3 separate regions of the Homo sapiens genome follow, and regions 1 and 3 are each linked to region 2. Evidence: chromatin loops called from intact Hi-C (ENCODE). Cell type or tissue: mammary epithelial cell. All regions are shown on one strand. Links, peaks and the distances in the headings refer to the core of each region. The heading gives the core; the rest is flanking DNA.

What was found. Hi-C counts contacts between places; a loop is a spot of excess contacts. Peaks named below come from ENCODE experiments on the same cell type or tissue, not always from the same donor. Only the 100,000 strongest peaks of a DNase experiment are listed, where the experiment ranks them.
Region 1: a loop joins it to region 2, with 17 times the contacts of the local background. A loop is called at or near these places in 81 of 110 quality-filtered maps.
Region 3: a loop joins it to region 2, with 7 times the contacts of the local background. A loop is called at or near these places in 18 of 110 quality-filtered maps.

Annotation. Positions count from the first base shown.
Region 1 is chr18:76,980,707-76,986,595 of GRCh38, forward strand. MBP (myelin basic protein) reads right to left here. Exons shown (of 9, transcript NM_001025101.2): 8 at 4,069-4,188. It overlaps MBP-AS1 (MBP antisense RNA 1), which reads left to right. Exons shown (of 3, transcript XR_935667.3): 1 at 1-1,270; 2 at 1,472-1,608; 3 at 3,021-3,446. Among named protein-coding and RNA genes, the nearest start is that of MBP-AS1, 3.2 kb to the left of the region's middle. RefSeq lists enhancers at 602-661, 2,187-3,036, 2,836-2,925. In mammary epithelial cell, for the core only: a CTCF peak has its summit at 2,775 (motif pointing left); a DNase peak (open chromatin) is centred at 2,685.
Region 2 is chr18:76,799,848-76,805,736 of GRCh38, forward strand. All of the region lies in intron 2 of ZNF236-DT (ZNF236 divergent transcript), which reads right to left. It also overlaps the pseudogene RNU6-346P. Among named protein-coding and RNA genes, the nearest start is that of ZNF236-DT, 20 kb to the right of the region's middle. RefSeq lists a silencer at 2,429-2,478. In mammary epithelial cell, for the core only: CTCF peaks have their summits at 2,357 (motif pointing right) and 4,092 (motif pointing right); DNase peaks (open chromatin) are centred at 2,364 and 4,074; H3K4me3 peaks cover 749 bases; H3K27ac peaks cover 393 bases.
Region 3 is chr18:77,209,043-77,214,931 of GRCh38, forward strand. No RefSeq gene overlaps it. Among named protein-coding and RNA genes, the nearest start is that of GALR1, 38 kb to the right of the region's middle. RefSeq lists an enhancer at 284-343. In mammary epithelial cell, for the core only: a CTCF peak has its summit at 2,995 (motif pointing left); no DNase peak of the experiment used is centred there; H3K27me3 peaks cover 120 bases.

The sequences.
Region 1 (5,889 bases), core at 438-5,437, 180 kb after region 2:
CCAGGGAGTGGTGCCTGGCATAACCACTGCTCTGCAAAACAACGCTGCACTTCTGTGGGTGAAAGTGCAGCCGCTCCATTGCTTTGCTTTGAATGAGCACTTTTTCTCGTCAGCTAGAGGTGCCAGGGCAGCCGAGGGGAACTGCCAGCGACAACAGGAGCAACTTCTTTTTCGGCGGGACCCTAGCACACCCCTTGCTACACGCGCCAGCAAAGAGCAAAGCCACGTGTCCATCCCTGGGGACGTCCCTCCTATGTGCCATCTCATCTGCCACACCAGACAAATCAAATGCACAGAGAGCTTTGTCTGCAAACTTTGACTTGAAGGGGTCTTAAAACCATGCATTTACACGTTTGGGGGACAAATAATTTCGATGTTTAAAAGAGAGTTGGCAGCTAATTGAGATGGTGCACAGGTGTGCTGTGGCCCACGGTGTGGAGGTAGCCAGGCGTGGCCATCCCTCTAGAAAGAGGAATGCGTTGGTCACTCAGAATGTCACTTAGATCGACGAAGCAGAACTGCACTTTTTTTGCATTCAAATTTTTATTCAAAGTTTAGTCTCTCTCCTTGGGTTTCCCCTCTTTTATGAAATGATCAATTTTGGCGAAGAGCCCCCAGAAAGCAAGATAGAAAAGAAATATGCTCTTTACCGTGGCCGATCAGCAACGAACCAACACTGTCCTCATCTAATTCTACGTCTTCCACACTGCCCAGTAACACAAATAACCAGAGCGCAGACGCCAAGAATCCTTCCAAGTAACGCAGCTAACAGACCAAGGTGACAGTTCTGACTTCTTGGGGGGTTTTCCAAGTACATACGTAGCATTATAAACAAGCCTCTATGTTGTGCTTACACAACTCACTCAAGGGATTTTTGTTTTCACAAGTGAAAACGTTTATGAAATGCTAGCCTGCGAAGCCGCTTCAGGAACCATCTAGTGAGATTTCCCTCCCAAGACAGGCAGCTTTCTCACATACCGTGGAGGCCTCCTGCCGGCCTGGGGACTGACAGGTGCAGGGCCCTGCCCCTCGAGGGCCAGCCTCTCCCTCGGGAGCGTGGGTTTTTCCTGTTTGATCCTGGCTTAACTTGAACATCTCTGGCATTGGAGCTGCCCTCTGGAGTAGCCCAGAAGTTGGCACTCACCTCACCTTTTGCTGCATTTCCAAGAGATCAGCCTTTGGACTTCCTGGAAAGTGGTAGAACCACTGTCCTATGAAACAAAGTGCTTCTGTGCTGAAATGGAGTAAGTTCCCTGCAGCCTCTGGCAAGGTAACCTACCGAGGTACAATCTTAACTTTCTTGATGCCCCCTTTTGACATTGAAAATGGTGGGTGTATTGGTTTTACTTTTTATCATTGAAACTACAATTTGTTGAGCACTGACCATGCAGGAAACCCGTTTTTCCCCGTTTTCTCTTTTGTGCTCACAGCACCTCCTGGAGTAGGTGTTCCTATCATCCTCTCTTTATAGCTCAGGAGCCAAAGCTCAGCCAGCCCGAAGGAGCCAGGATTAGAGCCTGCATGGATGCAACAGTCACGCTTCTCTCTATTACGTGTCTTGCAACTTGGAGTCACATGATCTCAGCATCTGATCCACCCTGGGCTCAGGTCAGTATAAGGCTGAACTCACAAGGTGAGGGTTAGACTGACCTCCTCTCTCAGGACAGGAAAAGAACAGAGCCTACTGCAAAAGGCAGATACTCTTGCCTCCACTTTGACATCTCACAACTCCACAGCAACACTACAGGTGGGAAAACATTCACATGTATGTTCGTGGAAACTAATGCACATGGAAACAGGATGCTCCTATGATGTTCTGATGTAGTTTCCGAGTGATGGGGGGACATGCATAGTTTTTTCTACCCAGTTCCTACCGACAGCGCTAGACTTCCAGATTTGAGTGTTTTCCTCTCACTACTGATTTCCAACAGCACCAAAAAGAACAGGAAGGAAAGATGGTAAAATGATGTTAAATGCTATGAAGTCCCTGTCCTCTCCATCTGCCTGCCTCTAGACCCCCTCATTTCTGGGGGAGCTGATTTATTAATCTATTGGAAGTGCTCCAAGTCAACTAATTCAGCCATATGGCCATAGTAGGCCAGTTATGAACTTTTTATGCAGTAAAATTTAATTACAACCATATGATTTGAAATTTGCTTTGATACATAGAAGCTTCCCTTGAACTCTACAGAAATTAAATAATTTTTAAAAGCTTCTTACAAAAAAGTTCAGGGAAAATACTGAACTTATTTCAGGAAACACATGTGTATAGTACACTGGTTATATTTGCACACAGTAAATGTGCAGATCTAAATGCAGCTTTCTGTTCCTCAGGGTGGTCTTGGTAAGCTCTGGCCTTGCAAGCATCTTTGAGTGACTGGTTGTAAGCCTTGCATATATTGCAAGGACAATATTTGCTAAATGGGGCCCCTCACTCATCTGGGCCCTCCCATCAACTCTGAGCCAGCACTCAGCTCTCCCGGTGTGTCTAACAGTCCTTAAGCTGGTAGTGGAGTAATTAGTTTTCCAGATGGGATGAATCCGTGTTTCCCAGGTGAGCACGGTGTCTGCAAAATCATCACAACTAGCAACACCTAGTTCGCCCTTGGACATTCTGACTCAGTGAGGCTGTGGCGGAGCGCAGATAGGGGTCTGGGCGTGCATCCCAGGCGATTCAGAGGCAGGTGACGTGCTGGCCAGGTGGGGCGGGGCCGTCCTGACTGCAGTGCTGGGTTCAGACACTGCTCCCCGGGGAGCCTCATCTCCGCCCTCTTGTGGCCACATCCCAGAACTGCGGCAATGTACAGCATGATGGCCCTGAGACTTGAATATTTGGAGAATTTTTTTCTTAACTCAGAATTTACGTTGAGGAGTGGATCCTGCCTACCACTTCATCTGACATAAAGCTGCTTACTTAGCAGCTCAGTTACTCCCTGCTCACTTCACATATTAAAAGCTTCTCCTAAGACCGGCTATCCTTAAGAGCAGGGGCTGTGCCCTGAATTGCCTGTTGTCCACAGAACCTCCCAGAACCTCCCAGAATCGAGGCTCACGGCAGAGGTTCTGCACTCACCAAGGACGCGGGGGGACCATGTCTGTGCTCATGTGGATCCCCGCTGCTGGGCAGAGCACACCACACATCCAGACTCAACAAAATACATGGAGTCAAAGGTCAGGTGACTGAATCAATGAGTATGTTACACACCAAGAAAGACCCCTCCTCTCTGCACCCCGGGGAGCAGCCCCAGAAGCCTGGTCTCCTCCAGGATGAAAATGCAAACGCAGGTGCCTGGGGGCTCCCAGAGCCTTTGGCTTCACGGTTCCCTCCCGGCCCTGCCTGGAGCTTCATGTGCCTCCCCTTTTGCTTAATGAGAGCCGCTGTCTAAGAGTTAAGGGTTTTCTGGGTGACGTTTAACAATAATAAAGGTGACTGCTTATCTAAGGAATCCGAGCCGCGCACCTGCCAGCCGCGTTTTGTGTTTGTCACTACCTTTTACTTTCACAGCGATTTTGTGAGCTGAGTGGGCGGGTTACCTCCATTTTACAGATGAGAAAACCAAGTCTCAGAGACAGAGCTTATAAACAGCGGGCCTGGCATTCGTCCTGGGTCTGGTTCCAGGTCCTCATGAGCCGACGGGACACTCCCCACTCCCTGGAGGTCTCCTGGGCATTCCCTCCCGTGGCTCCAGGGATCTCCCCCCGACACCCACGTCTGCTTGACTCCTGCTTTAGCTCCCTGAGGGCCCCAACCCCTGGGCATGAGCAAGTTGGACTCCAGCTGGGCCCTGCCCCAGAGTCAAGGTCAGTCGCCTGCTCCAGGGCCCCTGAACCAGCCCAGGCGCAGCCCTTCCTCAAGCACCTCCGGCTTCACATGCATCTCGGAGGAAATCCACGCGTAAATGCGGGTGGGCAATGCCACCTGAGCCCCTGCACGCCTGCTGGGACAGAGCACGTCCAGGGTACAGTGCGGCTGAGCCAGAGGCGGCAGCCACCCTTGTACTCAGCTTAGTTGGGGATTCTGGGAGCCCTTAGTCCCCGCTCAGTGGAGCTGAGCAGAGGGTACCTTACCAGCTTAAAAATTTTGGAAAGCGTGCCCTGGGCATCGACTCCCTTGAATCCCTTGTGAGCCGATTTATAGTCGGACGCTCTGCCTCCGTAGCCAAATCCTGGTCTCTGGCCTTCGGCCCCCTGCAAGAGAAGACCACGGAGCTCAACCTCCACCCGCGGTGCTGGGCACGCTGCTTGAGCCACTGGGAGCTGCCACCAGGGCCCCGGGGAAGGGCCCAGGCCCCGGACTGGACTGGTGAGTGGTTCAGGAGCCACGGGCCAGCACCACGCTGAGGGGGTGGGGGCGGGAGAGGCTGCTCCCCCAGGTCTACCAGGGTGTTGGCCGCAGAGAGAGGAGGGCTCTGGTTTGGGCGGAGGCTCTCTCATGAGATATGCGGCCCAACCACACATATTTTAAGGATCTAAGTCGTTTAGGGAACAGTTGCTTACCTTCACGCTGTGGGGTGTTCAAGAGAAGATTAGCAAACATCAAGCAAATCAAGGTAAGGAGGCTCCTGCCTACACGGGTTTGGAGGACTCGGACCCTGGGGGGCTGTGCGCTGTGTAGGTGCCGGTCCCCGGAGGCCCCGGCCTGCGCCTTTGCTGGGGGCTCCTTTTGCTGATTGATTTGCACAGATTGGATTCTGGTCACATGTGCCCTGTGGTTCTAGGATCTGTCTGGGAGATCAAGAGTCCTCGGCCTTAGTAAAATGTCGAGCCTCGTATCTTTTATAAGGTTTTGAGACAAAATCCTGAGCTCTCTCCCAGGGTGAGCAGGAATCAGTCTCCCTTGGCCATAGCTCGGACTGGGAGCAACAGGAGGCCGGGGCTGCTGAGCCGGACAGAGGGAGGAGGCAGGCCTGGCTGGCACGGGGGGCGGCCGCATCCTGGCAGCAGCGGGACAGCGTCTCAGCTCCCCCACCTCCCAGTCCCCTAGCACCTTTCTAGCTCATCCGGCTGTGTGGCCTTGGGCAAGGGCAGGAACCTCTCTGAGCTTCAGTTTCCTCATCTACGCAATGGGGCTGTGCGAGAACACAAGCCGTTCATGGAGATGCCACTCCTCAGGTGGAGGCTGCCAGCTCTGGGCTTTGGTGCCAGCTGTCATTTATGGAAGAGCAGGCCGCCCTGCCCTGGCCTCATCAGCCCCAGCAGCCCCTCTGGCTTCCTCATGGGCCGTGTGACCGCAGGGGCTTCCTGACACACATGGGTGCGAGTGTCCCAGGACCAGCCTCTACTTGCTACTGTGCTGTCTTCTCGAGTGGGAACTCCACTGCAAACATGGGGAGGAAGGGAAGGAGCTCGCTGTGGGAGTCTGGGCGCGGTGGACGTTAACAATGGGGGGCGAAGTGTCCTCCCACGGTGGGTGCACTGTCTGTGGGAAGGCTGACCACGCTGTTAGCTTTTCAGGGATCTTGGTTGGCCTCCTGAGTCTCTACTCAATGGACAGGGTCCAGACTGCACTTTACATTTTGCCAACAAGAAATGGGAGACTGTCCTTGAGCCCTCTCCTGAAGACTTGAGGGAACCAAACCAGACTGTCCCTCCTCTATCAGCCTGCAGCCTTTCTTCCATTTCATTAAAGTGTTTTAGGACAGGGAGGACCTTGACCAACCTAGCCCATCTCTTATTTAGAGGTGAGGAAGATGACACCAGAGGCCTCAAGGCTTCCAGAGCACCTGGCTGCACCCTCAGCCTCTGCTGGGGGCTTCCCACCATACAAGCTACTTGCACAGTTTTCTTTTCATTCAGCCTGTGCTTGGGAGTGAGCATGGCCACTCAGAACCAGGCAGCTGCTTTCGTGTGAACAGTTGATTCGGGGGCTATCCAGTGAGGTGAGGGACG
Region 2 (5,889 bases), core at 408-5,407:
GGCGTGGTGGCTCTTGCCTGTAATCCTAGCACTTTGGGAGGTCAAGGCAAGCGGATCACCTGAGGTCACGAGTTCAAGACCAGCCTGACCAACATGGTGAAACCCCATCTCTACTAAAAATACAAAAAAAATTAGCCAGGTGTTGTGGTGCGTGCCTGTAATCCCAGCTACTCGGGAGGCTGAGGCAGGAGAAGTGCTTGAACCCAGGAGGTGGAGGTTGCAGTGAGCCGAGATCGCACCATTGCACTCCAGCCTGGCTGACGAGAGCAAAACTCCATCTCAAAAAAAAAAAAAAAAAAAAAAAGAATTAGAGCAAAATACGGGTGCAGTGGCTCACACCTGTAATCCCAGCACTTTGGGAGGCGGGGAGCTTGAGCTCAAGAGTTCATGACCAGCGTGGGCAACATAGTGAGACCTTGTCTCTAATAAAATTTTTAAAACGTTAGCTGGGCATGGCAGTGCATGCCTGTAGTTCCAGCTACTTGGGAGGCTGAGGCAGAAGGATAACTTGAGCCCAGGAGATGGAGGATACTAGGCTATGATTGTGCCACTGCACTCCAACCTGGGCAACAGAGTGAGATCTAGTCTCAAAAAAAAAAAAAAAAAAAAAAGAATTAGGGTAAGATAAAGACATTTTCAGTTAAAAAAAATGAGTGTTTGCCACTAGACATCCTCACTAAGAAAACTTGTAAAAAATATACCTGTATATCAGGCAGAAGGAAGATGATGCCAGATGAAGGTCAGACACACAAAAATGTAAGGATGAAAAACTGGCCAATACTTAGGTCTAAACAAACAAACAAAACAAATTAGACTACATAAAATAATCCCTTCTGCAGTTTATGTATTTTTTTTTAAGGGGCCATGCTAGTCTTCTCTGTATCGTTCCAATTTTAGGTGAATGCAAAAGTAATTGTGGTTTTTGCATTGTTGGAATTTGCTGTTTGATATTGGAATATGTTCTTAAATAAATATGTCATACATCATTTTAACGGGCATTTCTCGCTTTATTTTTTTTGCTAATGACATTACTTGCTGTTTATTTTACGTTTATTTTAGACTATGGAAATGATGTTAGACAAAAAGCAAATTTGAGCAATTTTCTTATTTGAGGTCAAAATGCAGAAGAGACAACTGGCAACATCAACAATTCATTTGGCCCAGAAACTGCTAGGGCACACACAGTGCAGTGGTGGTTCGAGAAGTTTTGCCAATAGATGCCGGCCTTCAGAAGTTGACAGTGATCAATTGAGGGCAGTCATCAAAGCTGATCCTCTTACGCTACAGGAGAAGTTGCCAAAGAACTCAACGTTGGCCATTCAATGGTCGTTTGGCATTTGAAGCAAATTGGAAAGATAAAAAGCTCAATAAGTGGGTGCCCCATGAGCTGAGCGAAAATTTTTAAAAATCATCATTTTGAAGTGTCATCTCTTATTCTACATAACAAGAACAAACCATTTCTCAATTCTATTGTGATGTGTAATGAAAAGTGGATTTTAAGTGCCGGAGCAGTGGCTCATGCCTGTAATCTCAGCACTTTGGGAGGCTGAGGCGGGAGGATAACTTGAGGTCAGGAGTTCAAGACCTGCCTAGCCAACATGACGAAACCCCATCTCTAAAAACATTAGCTGGGTGTGATGGCGGGGCCCTGTAGTCCCAGCTACTTGGGAGGCTGAGGCAGGAAACTGCTTGAACCCGGGAGGCAGAGGTTGCAGTGAGCCGAGATCGCGCCACAGCACTCCAGCCTGAGCGACAGAGCGAGACCCCTCTCCCTGCCTCCCTCGCCCCCCAAAGAAGAAAAAAGAAAGCACAGCCTTCCGTTGAGGCCTCTGGGCGATCCAGTAGGATAGGTCTAGGCGCCGACTGCGTGGGGACCACGCACGACCGTGACAGGCGCAGTCTTGAGGACACTGGCTTTGAGAGCAGCTGAGGGACTGGGCAAAGAAGGGGCTGCAGGTATGGGGGTCAGGCCAGCCCAGGGGAAGTGCGCACGGGTGTGCGGGGGGGTCATTCAGGGCCCTGACGGAGCTAAGGGGAGGATTTAGCCCTGAGTCGGCTCTGGGGTGTGGGGTGGCGGGATGGGGTGCCCTCCCCGGGGCCAGGGCGAGCAGGGTGCGGGGCTCCTGGAGGCTAGCAGGATTAAGGTCGTTTTTAGGATGAGTGAGCTCTGCAGGTTCCCTGCTTTCAACCCGGAAGGAACCTGGGCCCACGTGGGAGTGGGATTGGGGGGTGAGACCCGCAGCCCACGGAAGGGGCGCTGAGACGCGCGGCCGCGAGGGTCAGGGGTGCCCCACGGGAGCGTGCGGCTCATATTATTAGGAAGGTGTCCAGTGCGTCGTGCCCCGGCCGGGCGCCAGGTGGCGGCAGAGGCCGGTGCGGCGCAGCTTCTTCGGCCGCGGGACAGCGGTGCCCCCAGGGTAGGAGGCTGGGGCTGGGCTGGAGCAGAGCCGGAGGGAGGAGTGCGGCCAACAAAAGACCATCCGCGAGCGCCTGAACTTGGGTGTGGAGTTGTATTTTAGGATATGTTAAAAAGTTAGGAATATTAAGTAATTGGCACTTGGCCGGGAGCGGTGGCTCACACGTGTTATCCCAGCACTTCAGGAGGCCGAGGTGGGCGGATCACCTGAGGTTGGGAGTTTGAGAACATCCTGGCCAACATGGCGAAATCCTATCCCTACTAAAAATACAAAAACTTAGCTGGGCATGGTGGTGCGCGCCTGTAGTCCCAGCTACTAGGGAGGCTGAGGCAGGAGACTCCGTCGCAAAAAAAAAAAAAAAAAAAAAAAAAGGCACTTAATCCCAGACTGAAACCCTCTTTTCAGACTCTACATTAAGATCTTAAAGAACTTAGGCCCAGGCAGGCGGGTCACTTGCAGTCAGGAGTTTGAGACCAGCCCGGGCAACATGGCAAAACCTGTCTCTACTAAAAATACCAAAATTAGCCGGGCTTGGTGGTGCGAGCCTGTAATCCCAGCTACTCCGGAGGCTGAGGCAGGAGAATTACATGAACCCGGGAGGCAGAGGTTGCAGGGAGCCGGGATCAGGCCGCTGCATTCCAGCCTGAGCGACAGAGCGAGACTGTCTCAAAAAATAAATAAATAAAATAAAATAAAATAAAGAGCTTAAAGAACTTAAGAAAACACCAAATACTTCAGAGGTACCAGTGGCAATGTAATTAATGAGGATATTCAAGGAAGGTGACATAATTGCCAAGGTAAAAATAATTAAACAATTTCCAAAAGTCTATTTCAGTGAAGGAAACATTTGTCTTTAAGGGAAACATCAATGAAAATTATGTTTATGGCAAAAATGAGCCCTTTCTGCAAGCTTCATTTAGAAAATTGTGGGCATAATTACCATTTTACACAAAATAACTCTGTAGAAAGCTTTTTGAAATAAGCTTCTATTGAAATAAAATGCCAATTAATTACCCATTTAACTTATTAAATGAGAACTATAGGGTGCTAATTTTTAAATATTTTTTAAGTTGCTTTGAAATAATACCTTTTCTTTGAGACTTGAGAACATATATAGCTAATATGAACTGATGAAACAAAGATTTTTAATTACTTCTTTTATTATTTACCTATATATTCTGTATCAGTTAATTTCATTGCTTAAATTATTAATGTCTAATATGCCACTTGAAGCATTCATATTCTGAAAATGATGTAAGTTACACATGTAGGTTGGCCGAAAGTATTATATACTAGGACACAGCGGAGTTTGGGAGTGTCTGCTGCCTGTCCAGGAAGCTGCAGGTTTATGAGTTGTAAATGTAGGAGAATTCAGTTCAGTATAAATAGTTTAGCTTCCTGTTATATTAGGATAGGCAGTTAAGCTTATGTTTTTGCCATAGACAAATTATCATTATCTGTCAGGCCTACAGTTTAGGTTTTGACGTAACTCTTCAAGTACAAATGGAGAATGCATCCCCAGCAGCACTGCAGTCCTCGTTCACACCGAGTTTCGGTACAGTCAGGGGTTTTGAAGTCAGTACCACGGGAGACGCAGACGGAGGATGAATGAAAGGCACAGAAAAATCCTAAGGTAGAAATGGGGGGAACGGAAAAGCAGACAGACACTAGAGGGCGCAGGAGGAAAGTGGGTCGGAGTCCTGGAAGAGGAGGCGGGCTGGGTGAAGGAAGACAGTGAAGAGGGCACTCTGAAAAACCCATCCGAATCTTTCAGTGTAGGTAGGCACCACCCACAGCATGTTGTCATTGCAAACTGGTTCCTTCCATACGTCCCGAAAGGCTCTCCATGGTAGCTTACATCTCTCTATTTGACACTTGATGGCTTTCTTAAGGTATTTAGGTCCATTTACTAAAAATGACTCATCACTTGTTAATTAAATAAGGTTTATACATTTTTTTCATTTTAATTTCAAACATAGGAGATAAAGAAAAAAGGTGCTTGTGGCCAGGCACGGTGGCTCACGCCTGTAATCCCAGCTGAGGGGAGGCCGAGGCGGGAGGATCACCTGAGGTCAGGAGTTTGAGACCAGCCTGGCCAACATGGTGAAACCCTGTCTCTACTAAAAATACAAAAGTTAGCCAGGCGTGGTGGTCCTAATCCCAGCTGCTCGGGAGGCTGAGGTGGGAGAATCTCTTGAGCCTGGGAGGCAGAGGTTGCAGTGAGCCAAGATTGCGCCACTGCACTCTAGCCTGGGCAACAGAGCGAGACTCCATCTCAAAAAGAAAAAAAAAAAAAAGAAAAAAAGAAAAAAGAATAAAAGTGCTTGTTCACCCGTACTTTGTGCATGTCAAGTGATATTGAAAACCAAATCTGTAGGCTGTGCCTGGTGGCTGACGCCTATAATCCCAGCACTTTGGGAGGCCAAGGCGGGCGGATCACCTGAGGTTGGGAGTTCAAGACCAGCCTGACCAACACAGAGAAATCCCATTTCTATTAAAAATACAAAATTAGCCCAGCGTGGTGGTGCATGCCTGTAATCCCAGTTACTCGGGAGGCTGAAGCAGGAGAATCGCTTGAACCCTGGAGGCAGAGGTTGCAATGAGCCAAGATCGCGCCATTGCACTCTAGCCTGGGCATCAGGAGTGAAAAAAAAAAAAAAAAGAAAACCAAATCTGCAGACGAACTTGAGTGCCTGTGTAACAGGTTGTGTTGTCTGTTGTCTATTGTGTTGTGGACTTGTGTTGTCCATATGCCCTTTATGCAAGTTATTTACCAAAATAGCGCTTTTTGAATCGTGTTTTCCATTTACTATTTCATAAGACATAGTATGTATCTATATTATAAAGTTAAGAACAGCAGAAAAATGTATTTTCATTTTACAAGAATGACTTCAATTTAAGTTAGTTTTTATTCACCAAAATCCATAATGTTCCATGTGTCACAATAAAACAAAGCAGACTTTGCCAGCGTGAATCCACTTTTACTGAAGATGAGGGTCATTCATGGACCTAGAGGTTACAATAGTCAAAGTGTTCTGCACGAGAACAAACACACAGATGTCTTTGAAATGTGATGCAAAAGTGCAGACTGCTGCCTCCTACTGATGAAAAGGAAATGAGTGAGATGCTATGAGTCACTAATTGTGAACTAGTCAGTCGACAACTCCAAGAGCCCACTTCATGCTGGTGACGAGGTCCACCAACGATGGTCTGGCATGTGGGGGCCTTAGTTGAAAGACAGGAGAGGTGGATCAGAGACAGCTAGAGGAGCAGGCATTTCCCGAGTGCTGTAAAGGGGGACTCATCCCGCTAGGAGAATGTCTATTAGGGAATTCAGACCAAGTTCTGGGAAGGAATCCACAAGGAAGTCTCCGGGAGCAAGGAAGAAGGGGAAAGGAGAGGCAGCTGGGAAAATGCGAGACACACACATCCACCCCTTCCCCAAAACCCTGGCTTACACACTCGTGAGAGC
Region 3 (5,889 bases), core at 438-5,437, 410 kb after region 2:
ACAGCCATTTAAAAAATATACCTTCCAGTTTCACTTTCTCTTTCCTCTGAGGATGACACAGGCTCCTGAGAGTCTGTTCTTTCTCCTCAGCCCACTTCCTCAATGCTGCTCTGAGTTGGTGACTTCTGGCCCTCGTCCAGTCTTTTGTCCTCTCGCTGTCCTGGTTGAGTCCACGCATTGAGGTTTTAGGTTTGTTTGTCTTTTGGTTATTGTGTTTTCTTGCTTTATAATTTCTTTTTTTTTTTTTCAGACCGAGTCTCACTCTGTCACCCAGCTGGAGTGAGGTGGCATGATCTCTGCTCACTGCAACCTCTGGCTCCTGGGTTCAAGTGATTCTCCTCTCTCAGCCTCTCGAGTAGCTGGGACTACAAGTGCCCACCATCGTGCCAGGCTAATTTTTGTATTTTTAGTTGAGGTGGGGTTTCACCATGTTGGTCAGGCTGGTCTCGACCTCCTGACCTCAGGTGATCCACCTGCCTTGGCCTCCCAAAGTGCTGGGATTACAGGCGTAAGCCACCATGCCCGGCCTCCTTTGGTTCTTCTTTATTCTTTTGCTAAAATTGTCTAATTTTCCATTTATTCCACGGGAATTCATACATGCTGAAGTGTATTTATGATGGTTATGTGAAGATCCTGCTCAGCTAATGATAGCCTCTGACTCATCTCCGTGTTGTCATCCATCGGTTTATTTCTCCTTCCAGTTGTGATTATCCTAGTTCTTGGTATGCTGAGTGACTTTGGATCGGAGCCCGTACATTTAGGATATCTTATGAGACTCCCGAGCTGCTGGCGTCTTCGTCTGCAGCAGGTGCTGTCCGCTGGGCTGGGTACACGTGGCACTACAGCCGCAGCAGAGCCCTGACCGTGCTGGGTGGCTGCAGGCAGGTGGGGTGATGATAACCTTCCCCTGGCCCTTCTAGTATCTTCAGGTGGATGTGGGGCTTCGGCTACACTCAGCTTCCTTGGGCCCTGCTGACCCCAGGGAGGCTGTGGGGAAGCCGGTGCCACGGCCTGCCTCCCACTGCCAGCTTTAGCCTCAGTGATGCTACACAGGGAGGGGGCTCCCTCCTCAGCCCGGTTGATACTGAGGGGAAAAAGTGGACTCAACCTGCCCCCTACCCCTTATCCTTTCTTATGGTGAGGGGCTTGCCAGGGAGGGCACAGGGCAGTGAGCAGCCCCATGTCACACTGCTTTGCTCAGGGTTGTTGCTGCCGGGTGGGGTGGAGTGGGGCTCAGCTCCACAACGGACCCACTGACATTGCCCTGGATAGGTCAGGGTGCTGCCTGCTTGTGCAGGGGGTGGGATGGAGCCAACTGATGCTCAGCGCAGCCCGAGGCCCTGGCAGGAGTGGGGGTGGGGAGGTGGAAGGTCCAGCCCTCATCGGCCCTGCTAAGAGCCTGGGGATGGGCCATGTGTGTGTCTCATGAGTCTTGCTGCAGGGGTTTCCTGTGGTTGGGCTGCTCTGTTCGTGGTCCTCTGGCTGGGGGGTGGGGGTGAATGCACGGTTTTCCTGGAGCTCCTTTTGTGTGTGTCTGTGGGTGGTCCCAGGGTTGGAGCTTCTGCAGAGCCATGTGGAATCCATGAGGGGTGGTAGGAAGCCCAGGAGCTCAGGTCCACATCCTCCCTGGAGCCTGGCTCTCCGGGCACCCTGCCTTCTTCTTCACACCCTGCAGGCTGTGCTTGCACCCATTGGCTGTGCTGTGTCTGGGATTCTTGGTCATGAGAGACAGGACTGGGGAGGAAGGGGGCAGCTACCTGTGATGGGACTGGAAGTCTTTTCCTAAATATGTGTTGAATATAGAAGTCATTTAAATCCCACCCACTGGTGTCTGGAGGGACTGCTGGTCCTGTGATGGGCTCTCCTTCCCAGGCAGTGAGGAGGCATCGTCCTGGGGAGCAGGGCTGCTGAGTGCTCCTCTCCACCAAGTTGAAATGGAAGAAGGTGTGCTCTCCTACTCACCAGAGGCCTTTTTGGTTGACAGCTTGCACCATCTCTACCCCATCTTCATGTAACTCGGAGGCCTGTAGCCCTTGGTATCTGGCTGCAGCCTCCTGACATTAGTTCAACAGAACACAGGCAGATGTTCTGAGCTTCAGGTTTGTCCTTGCCAGTTCCCTTGATTGGAAGTTGGTCTCTGTTGCTGTGCCATGCGAGTTACTGCAGTATACATTTAATAATCACATTCACAAGCTCCCTCATTGCCAGTCCTCAACACACAAAAGTACTCACTTGGCTAACTTTGAACAATGCACATTTTCCTTACTTGCACTTTGGATCACAGGATAAGAAGGCGGCAATGGTAAAAACAAAAACTCACAAAAGAAATGAAACATTTATTTCTGGGATCAAGGACCCTTCACGGAAGGGGGACCTGGTGGTCTGCAGGTTACAGCTGGAAGTCACTGCCTGCTTTGCTGTGGTGGTACCTTCTAGGATTTGGTCTTTGTGGAAGCCTCCAACTTAAAACAAAGGAGAAGAGGTGAATGTTCCGGACTGCATGCCCAAATGGAGAATCTGAGGGGAGGAGAAGAATGAAAAACTTCGAATGGGAAATTGGTTTGAAATCTATTTCCCCAAATCCACTTAACCTTAGGCCAGGAGAATATTGTATATCACAAACTAATTTTGCAAATGACATTTCAAAGATCCCTTTTTAACCTAATTTAAGTGCATTCCATTGTGATTCTCTACTAGCTGCTTGTGAATAAAAATCTAATTACTGTAGCTAGACAAATTAAAATTCTTCTGGATGGAGCAACCTTTCCTTCCTTCTTTCCTTCCTTCCTGGGAATGCCAAGGAACATTGCTTGATCTTTTAGCAAGCGAAGGCCAAGGTACACAATTATTTTGGAGGGCCTGAAAAAGTATTTCTGTTCTTGTACATTTCTGTAGAGCTGTATCTGAATTCATGGGGCTGCTGCCTCTGTAACAGCTCTGGAAAAGTTTTAACACTACAGCGGCCAGTGACTGCGCCTGCATTTCAACCATGCTGCCATCAAGTGGTCATTAAGAGACATTCTTAATGGATCTGGGCTCTTTAGTCAAGCTGGTGGGAGAAATTTCCAAGTCCTTCATTAAGAAATGTATATGTTTGGCCGGGTGTGGTGGCTCATGTCTGTAATCTCAGCACTTTGGGAGGCCAAGGTGGGTGGATCACCTGAGGTCCGGAGTTTGAGACCAGCCTGGACAACATGGTGAAACCCCGTCTCTACTATAAATACAAAATTAGCTGGGCATAGTGGCAGATGCCTATAATCTCAGCTATTTGGGAGGCTGAGGCAGGAGAATCGCTTGAACCCAGGTGGCAGAGGTTGCAGTGAGCCAAGATTGTGCCACTGCACTCCAGCCTGGGTGACAGAGCGAGACTCCATTTCAAAAAAAAAAAAAAGAAAGAAATTTATATGTTTATTAAAAAATTAAACTGTAACTGGGCATGCTGCATCTTTAATGTATCAGAATTCAAGTTAAATAAACCCCATTCCAAGCCTTTAAAATCTGCATAAAAATCTAGCCAGAGTTTCTTGTCTCCCCCTCCCTGTATGGCTTATTTGCTGCTTGTTTCTTTCCCTCAGGGACCATATTTTCCTGTGACTGGCCGTTGGCTTGGCCCAGTCACTAATTCTTTGCCTCAGTGTCTTGCTCTATTTCTCTTGGTCCTCATTATTTGGTTTACTCAAATTCTTGGTACCTTGTTTATGGGAAAACCATGAGGAAAGGTTCCAAGACCTCAAGTTTAATTTAGCTCAAAAGTGAAGAGGTTGTTGTGTGTTTCCTTTCCTGTTAAAAGAACAGTCCTGTGGCATCCTCTCTCCTCACATATGACTTCTACAGAGATTGAAAGGCTAGGCGCAGTGGCTGAAGTCTGTAATCCCAGCACTTTGGGAGGCTGAGGTGGGCAGATTGTTTGAGGTCAGGAGTTTGAGACCAGCCTGGCCAACATGGCGAAACCCCATCTCTACTAAAAAGACGAAAATTAGCTGGGCGTGGTAGCGTGTGTCTGTAGTCCCAGCTACTCAAGAGACTGAGACACAAGAATTGCTTGAACCCAGGAGAGGGAGGTTGCAGTGAGCCGAGATCACGCCACTCCAGCCTGGGAGACAGAGCGAGACTCTGTCTCAAAAAAAAAAAAAAAAAAAAAAAAAGATTCAATCATCTGTCTTTCTTTTCAAGTTTGTCCTCCAAACTAATCGGAAGATTAGTATTTGAAAGGCAATAGAAAATCAGACTGAATTTTCAAATATGTAAAAAGGAGTTGTTCCCATTGTCTATTTAAGTGTGAAAGCGCCATAAAGGTAAACGTCACGGTGGAAAAAAAGTCCAGAGACTACAAGGGAACAAGGCCTCCTGCTCGGCGAGCCTCACTCCCGCGTGTCGAACTTTTCAGGTTAGTTGCTGCGATGCTTTCTCGTATTTCCAGACGTTTCCCAGACATACACAAAGATAGTTATGTAATAATTTCTTCCTCCTTTTTAAAAAATCCGAGGCATCAAATTGTGTGCTCTCTTCTGCAACTTGGTTTCTTAACGTATTTCTTGGAAATCTTTGTAAGCTGTTATTATAGTTCTACTTCATTCTATTGTAATTATTTAAAATTATTAAAATTAAAATACTTGGTAAAAATAAACATGCACTTGAGAACAGAAAGTCACAGTCATGCCACGCCTCCTCAACAACCTACTGGTAACCAGAGGCCATTGCTTCGAGCTCTTTCTATTTTCAATTCTATTGGCAGGAACCTGCAAAACTCTAGCTAATACATTTATATCTATTTTTTAAAATTTGCAGCTTCAGATAACATTCTTTAATTCTTTTATATGAAAGATGAATATTTAGCTTGCTTACACTTTTCATATCCTAATATCGATTACATTTCTTTATTAATTAAGATTTTAACTTAAAATATCTTTATTATTTTATGTTCTATCAGTTTATTTGCTGTTGTTGTCATTTTTGTTGAGATGGAGTCTCACTCTGTCATGCAGGCTGGAGTGCAATGGTGCAATCTCGGCTCACTGCAACCTCTGCCTCCCAGGTTCAAGTGATTCTTCTGCCTCAGCCACCTGACTAGCTGGGACTACAGGCGTGCGCCACCACACCTGGCTAATTTTTGTATTTTTTGTGGAGATGGGGTTTCACCATGTTGGCCAGGTTGGTCTGGAACTCCTGACCTCAGGTGATCCGCCCACCTGGGCCTCCCAAAGGGCTGGGATTACAGGCATGAGCCACCATGCCCAGCCCCATCGGTTTTGTGTAACAGGTGTTTTGAGGTATAGTTGACATAACATAAAATTCACCCTTTTAAAGGTTACAATTCAGTAGTGTTTAGTCTATTCACAGAGTTGTGCAACCATCACCACGACGCATTTCCAGGACACTTTCACTACGCCCGAAAGAAACGGTGCACCTGAGGCTTCTCTCTTCATCCTGCCTTGCCCAGCCTCTGGCAACCAATAATCATCTTTCTATCTCTATGGACTGGCTTATTCTAGACATTTTTGTATAAAGGAAATCATCGTGTGTGTGGTGTTTTGTGCTTTCAGGTTCGTTATGTTGCATGTCTCAGTGCTTCATTTCCCCTTTATTGCCAAACAACATTCCATTTTATAAATATACAATATTTTGTTGATGCCTTCATCAGTTCATAGATACTTGGTGTTTTCCATTTTGGGGTATTTTAAATAATGCTGGTATAAATATTAATGTATAGGTTTTGTGTGGACATATGTTTTCAATTCTGAATATACATAAGAGTAGAATTGCTGGGTCATGTGGAAACTCTGCATTTAACCTTTCGAATTAAACTTGAATCACCAAAACAGTTTGGAAAACTGCGAAACTCTCTTCCAAAATGGCTGCACCATTTTCCCTTCCGACCACAGCGTATGA